Linked DNA regions of Homo sapiens: region 2 is linked to region 1. Evidence: chromatin contacts called from ENCODE Hi-C or POLR2A ChIA-PET data. All regions are on one chromosome and are shown on one strand. The core of a region is the stretch at or near the end of the contact, and the rest is flanking DNA. Distances in the headings are between cores, read along the strand shown. Region 1 has its middle 95 kb from the start of MIR187. Region 2 has its middle 43 kb from the start of MIR187.

Region 1 (3,267 bases), core at 297-2,796:
AGGTAAGTTCTATAATCATAACAAATAGAGTTTTTAAAAAGAAAAAAAAGAGTTCTGGTCTCATCACATCTGAGATGGGCAGGGAGAAGTAAAAGAATAAAAGCCTCTCCCTTCAATGGTTCTCAAACTACTTGGTAAGAATTGGCCTTTGGATGAAGAACTTTATTTTTTAAAAAGTGTGTGTGTGTATGTATGTGTGTGTGTGTGTGAGAGAGAGAGAGAGAGAGACAGACAGACAGACAGACAGGGGGTCTTGCTCTGTGGCCCGGGCTGGAGTGTAGTGGCACAATCATAGCTCACTGCAGCCTTGAGTTCCTAGGCCCAGGGAATCCTCCCACCTTAGCCTCCCAAGAAGCTAGGACTAAAGGTGTGCACTGCCACTTTGCCTGGCTAATTATTTTTATTTTTTACAGAGGGGGGGTCTTGCTGTATTGCCCAGGCTGGTCTTGAACTCCTGAGCTCAAGCAATTCTCCCGCCTCAGCCTCCCAAACCACTGGTATTACAGGTGTCAGCCACCGTCCCTGGCCTGGATGGAGGAATTTAATACAGGAAATTGGTTCATCAGCTGACAGAAGAATTTACGATTTAAATAGGGGAGAGGAGAAAGGCAGGGATTAGCCACAGAAGGAAGCCAATAATACATGAAGGCCCATGAAAAAGGGAAGCGGAAGTCGTTACTAGAGGCCAAAACCAGCAGATGCTGAAACTGGTGGGATAGCCCTGTGGGAGCTGGGACCCTAAGGGAAGGGCTGTCTGGAAGAAACTGGAGCCATGAAGGAAACACAGCCACCAATGCTGAGATGCAGGAAGCCAAGCAAAAGGGCAAAAAGCACCAGGCAGTTCCTTTCCTTCCTCCCTCTAGTTTTCCACCAGGCTTCCCATGGGCCATGCCTACTAGAAGCCATGGAGTAAAGGAGCCTGGGAAATGCAGTTCCCTGTGATCAAAAAGAAGCACAGAGGAAAGGCTGGCATGGATCTGAGGCACAATGGGTGCCTAGTCTTTTTTTATGCCCCAGTTTGTAGATCCAGAAGGCTAAGACCAGGAGATTAGATGATCATGCCATGAAAAACTCCAGCTTAGCCCTGCTGGCACCATCACACCCTTGGAGAAGAAGAAAGAGTACGCTCAGATACAGGGATGAAAGAAGGTCCCAGAAAGAACTGGGGAGTCTCAAGGGCTGAGAGAACCACAATATGAGTTTGCTGGGCTCCTAAGTATGTTTGGGGTCTGGAGTCTAAGGGATGAGGTTGTCTTGGACAGCAACAGAAATCAAAATCCTCAAATTCCATTAGGAGACCTGGGGTAGAGGTGGTCCATGATAAAGCAGAGAGAGAGAAGTCAGACTGGGGCTTCCAGCTATATAAAGGTGATTTTGTAACCATAACATATGCTTGCATTGGACAATCTATATGTTCCTTGAACTGCTAAGGCTTTACACTATAATGAAATTGCCCTTGCCTTTCATAAAGTTGGTGGGGACAGGGGGAAGGGTGTGCTGTTGTGGGTTGAGATAGCTTCATGGTTATGAGTCCAGGCTGGCCGCAGCTGCTGTGACAGCCCCATAAACATGATCTAACCTTTCCATTTCCTCTTTCAGAAGATGCGGTTGCTAACACCTTCCTCACAGAGCTGTTGTAAGGATTACATGAGACAAATGGATTTAGCCATGAAGCACTCAGCCCAGAGCCTGGCTCCCAGAAAGTGCTCACCTAACACAGGTCTGGTCTGCAGGAGAGAGAATTCTCTCACAGCCTCCAGCAGACCACCCATCACCAAGGACCCCTGGGGGCCTCCAGCTGAGCCACTGAGAACATGCAGTGAGGAACAGTTTCCTTGCCCACAGCAGGGTGAATGCAGGAGCCCAGAGCAGACTGAGGTTGGCAAATACCTTCCCAGCCTGTGGCTCCTTAGTCACACACACACACACACACACACACACACACACACACACACACCACAAACACAGACCCACAAATCACAGCCTGTCAAGACAGTCCCAGAAGCAAAAGGAGATGAGAAGAATGTACCTTTGCTGGCAAAATTTACAGCATTCAGATGCCCATGAAAGCCTTGTGGTATGATGTGTATTATTATGTGGGAAAAAAGAAAGAAAGAGCCTCACAGAGACAGCTCTGCTGTGCTGTTCCCACCGTCGAGGATGCTGCTGGTCACAGATTACATTAAAGTAAAATATAAACAAATGCTTTAACAAACATGTAAGTAAAATTTAAGTGTTTTTAAACATTTAAACTCCAAGCAGGATACAGAGGGCATCCCGATGAGGGGACAGCCCAGCACAGGGTCTCTGAGTCCAGGCATCAGCAGGGGGAGGGGTGGGCCAGAGAAGGGAGATTGGCTAACTACTGGTGGATTACCCAAACAAGTGGATGTATTAAGGATGATGCCAGGTTCCTCATTGCCAGAAAAAGAGCGCTACAAATCAGGAAGGAGACAACTAGAATGAACCTATGGTGCTGAATTTGGGAGTATCAGAGTGTGTGTGTGTGTGTGTGTGTGTGTGTGTAAGTAAAGAGAGAGAAATATAGATACAAATGTTTATGTGTGTGTGTGTGTGTATAAGAATACATATATGTATTTCGTAGCTCTTCCCAGCCCTGGGAGCAGTGACACCCCAAAAGCAATGAGCACACTTAGACCCAGACATTCACTTTTAAGTACCATTTCCTGCTAAAAGAACCCAGGGCTTCTTGGAGAAGTTACTGGTTCCAGGGCTGGAACAGAGAATATACGAGGTGAACCTGGAGCATCTTGTTGTGCTAGAAAGCAGGAAAATGCTCAAACAACAATAATAAGGATCTGTCAAAAGGACTGCAGCCTACAGGCCAAATCTAGGACAATTTGAGCATCAAAATAAATGTCAATGCCTGTAGTTGAACCATTTGGGTTCATTACCCCTTACAGCGAGGAAGAATGCACACCATGGGGACTATGGTGGAAGGGATCTCAGTAAGAAGATTTCAGAAAAAAACCTATTATAGGATTAGGCAGTGGTTTGGGAGGGTTTTGGGAGAGTCCAGGAACTTGGCTTCACGTGGATTGCACATTGTCAGAAAGTAGGGACGATGCTATGACTGGACACCTCAATAAACCTTCTATACAGGAAAAACAAGCTAGAGCAGATAATGCTGGAATGGTCAAGAAGCAGTGGTCTCTTATTAGCCAGGAGACAGGGATGGGATTGTATGGATTGCATCTTGGTTTTGTCCATACCTAGACAAATTTATGAAGTGGCCCTGTTTTGTCT
Region 2 (3,267 bases), core at 528-3,027, 52 kb after region 1:
GTTTTTCCCATAGCCAGGATTCATAGGTCCAGGAATCAAGGGTTGGAAGTGGAAGTGGTACCACTCACCATTACCTGTCATGATCCACTAGCAAAATTTTTGCTTCCTGTTCCTGCGACATTACATTCTGCTGGCCTAGAGGTCTTAGTTCCAGAGGAAAGAACACTGCCACCAGGAGACACAACAACAATTCCATTAAACTGAAAGTTAAGATTGCCACCTGGCCACTTTGGGCTCCTCCTACCTTTAAGTCAACAGGCCTAAGAAGGGAGCTACAGTGTTGGCTGGGGTGATTGACCTGAACTATCAAGATGAAATCAGTCTACTACTCCACAAAGAAGGTAAGAAAGAGTATGCATGAAAAACAGGAAATCCATTAGGGCATCTCTTAATATTGTGATTAAGGTCAATGAGAAACTACAACAGTCCAATCCAGGCAGGACTACAGATGATCCTGACCCCTCAGGAATGAAGGTTTGGGTCACTCCATTAGGAAAAAAAACCATGACCTCCTGAGGTGCTTGCTGGAGCCAAAGGGAATACAGAATGGGTAGTAGAAGAAGGTAGTCATCAATACCAGCTATGACCATGTGACTAGCTGCAGAAACGAGGACTGTAATTGTCATGAGTATTTTCTTCTTCTTTTGTTAAAAACATGTTTGTTCATGTATACACTTGTACTAAGAAAATATCTGAATTTTGTTTCCCTTTTCCTTTATCATGTGACATAAGATTTATTGACTTCACATCAGCATTTAAGTATTGTTAACTTTATATAATAGTATTTGGGTTGGGGATTGGTGAGTTTCTGGTTGTACAAAGGATAGTTGTATTATGTTAGACATATTATGACCTTATTATTGTCTTTATTTAAAGATTATGTATGATCTCAGGAGATTGTGTATGGGTTCAAGTTGACAAGCAGTGGACTTGTGATGGTTAATACTGAGTGTCAACTTGATTGGATTGAAGGATACAAAGTACTGATCCTGGGTGTGTCTGGGAAGGTGTTGGCAAAGGAGATTAACATTTGAGTTAGTGGGCTGGGAAAGGCAGACCCACCCTTAATCTGGGTGGGCACAATCTAATCAGCTGCCAGTGAGGCTAGAATATAAAGCAGGCAGAAAAATGTGAAAAGAGGAGACTGGCCTAGCCTCCGAGGCTACATCTTTCTCCCGTGCTGGATGCTTCCTGTTCTCAACATTGGACTCTACATTCTTCAGTTTTGGGACTCGGACTGGCTCTCTTTGCTCCTCAGCTTGCAGACAGCCTATTGTGGGACCTTGTGATCATGTCAGTTAATATTTAATAAACTTCCCTTTATATACATATATATGTGTGTGTGTTTATATATATAATTTAATAGGATTTATATAAATATATAAATCCTATTAGTTCTGTCCCTCCAGAGAACGCTGACTAATACGGTCTCCCAAAATAGTGCCAGGGTTTCTCTGCCAGTAAAATGTGACAGCAGCTTGGTCTGTGTTTGCATTCCAGAGACTGGGGCGTGAAGGGTAAAAAGTACCCCCTGTGATGAAAAGAATTATTTTTCTTGCAAACTGGGACATATGTTGATAAAGAAAAGACCAGGTTCTTGCTTAGGTTTGGGGGTGAAAGGAAAAAAGCCTAGAAAAGAAGACCCATCCTCTTCTTTTACCACAAGTAAAGCTCCCGATCTTACTGAGAAGGAGCTTACCAAAAAAGGAAACATGGCTTGCAGAGCCACTGTGGAATGAAACCTGCAGGGGACAAAATAGTGAAGTGTGATGTGAGCAAGCTGCTTAAAGTCCCATCAGTAGCACCCCACCCTGCCAGGGAGCTCACAGCATCCACTCACAGCTGATCTCACTGACCACAGCCAGCCAGGGAGATTAAATGACTTGCTCAGATTCACATTCTGACCCACAGACTGTGGTCACAGTTCACTGTGGTTTGTACCATAGGTGATTATTCCAGGAAAGAACATTTGGGGACCCTTTATAGAACAGTTCTCGAGACAGCAGTGAGAGAGGAGAAAGGAAGAAAATGGTCAGTCAGGTAGTTAGGGTGGGTCCTTGGTTGAATTCTTTCAAACAAAAGAAGAGCCTGAAAAATCGAGCTGCAGGCACAGATAAGGCAACTTGTACAGGGAGGCTTGCCTAAGACATGCCCACAGTGCACAGATAAGAAAGGCTACACGGGTGACTTACCCAGACATGCCCACAATGGAAAATTCCATCCCCCGATACATGTGCAGTAAAGGGAACAAAGCAATATGGAGTAACTCAAACTAAGGGCCCACATGCACATTAGGAGGATGGGGTGGAGCTACCAGAAATTCACACCTTATGCAAATGAGATGCCCAACCCTTATTGGTTTCTTATAAAAGCCTTTGCATTCAATTGTAAAAATGGCAACCCTCTTTTGGGCTTGCTCTTTGCAGCTGAGAGCTTTCTTCTTTTGCTTATTAACCTCTTGCTCCAATCTCACCCTTGGTGTCTGTGCTTCTTAATTTTCTTTGTCGTGGTACCTTGGGCAACAAGAGACTGCTTTGTTGTGGTGCATTGACAAGACTGTAACATTGTGGTATATTTGTTGACAAGACTCCAATAGCAGTGCACAAAGTTCTCTTATGTCCTAGAAGCATTTCTTATGGCAATATGAGAACCCTAAAGGCCAGTGTGGGCTACTGTGTGAGACCAGTGACTGCATGAAGGTCCAGAGGGTCTGAGCATCAGACTGCAAATGCTGCCAAGTAGGGGGAACAGTGGATGTGATGGCATCAGTATTTCAGCAGATGCAGAACTACTGACCCCAGAAGCACTCGTCAGGCCAGCCAGTGCTCACAACCCAATAAATTTGATCTCAGGAAATTGAATAGGGGCAAATATGAGGTTCTGCTAGTGTGCTGAAGTGCAGGTAGAATCCCTGAGAAAGAAAAGCGGAAGTTTAATTTCTTTTCTACACTTTAATTGGAGTCTCGGTAGAGTTATGCAGAATCTTAGAGCTGAGAAAAATGCAAGAAATGATCTAGCCCAACCAGTACAGATACAGACACCGAGGCCTAGGGAGATTGCAACCTAGTGAAGCTGGCCTCAACTCTGACAGAAGTGGTGCAGTTACATGTGCTGGCTGGGAGAGTTTGCACAAGCTATTTACCCCTCTGTTTCTTCATTTGAATGTGGGGTAAAAAGTGCCTGCTTATAGCACATTTTCAATAAATTTAGGTATTATCCACATAGCATGTTTCATACATTTTGGAATTCTTCATGTAAAAGAACACA

The links. A loop is a pair of places that touch in the nucleus more often than their neighbours do. ChIA-PET counts read pairs that join two places held with the same protein, here RNA polymerase II (POLR2A). Pooled maps may share reads with other maps.
Region 2: a loop to region 1 is called in a map of posterior cingulate gyrus, with 3 times the contacts of the local background. The contact joins two enhancer-like sites. A Hi-C loop is called at or near these places in 1 of 168 maps with a recorded cell type or tissue (posterior cingulate gyrus), 1 of 37 single-sample maps with no recorded cell type and 5 of 50 pooled maps. POLR2A ChIA-PET finds 5 or more read pairs at or near these places in 1 of 52 experiments (activated naive CD4-positive, alpha-beta T cell).

What each region holds. Positions count from the first base shown.
Region 1 is chr18:35,808,330-35,811,596 of GRCh38, forward strand. No RefSeq gene overlaps it. Among named protein-coding and RNA genes, the nearest start is that of MIR187, 95 kb to the right of the region's middle. Within about 2 kb of position 1,547, at least 2 of the 41 ENCODE cell types and tissues checked have a DNase peak (open chromatin) inside an H3K27ac peak, as active enhancers do.
Region 2 is chr18:35,860,119-35,863,385 of GRCh38, forward strand. No RefSeq gene overlaps it. Among named protein-coding and RNA genes, the nearest start is that of MIR187, 43 kb to the right of the region's middle. Within about 2 kb of position 1,778, at least 2 of the 41 ENCODE cell types and tissues checked have a DNase peak (open chromatin) inside an H3K27ac peak, as active enhancers do.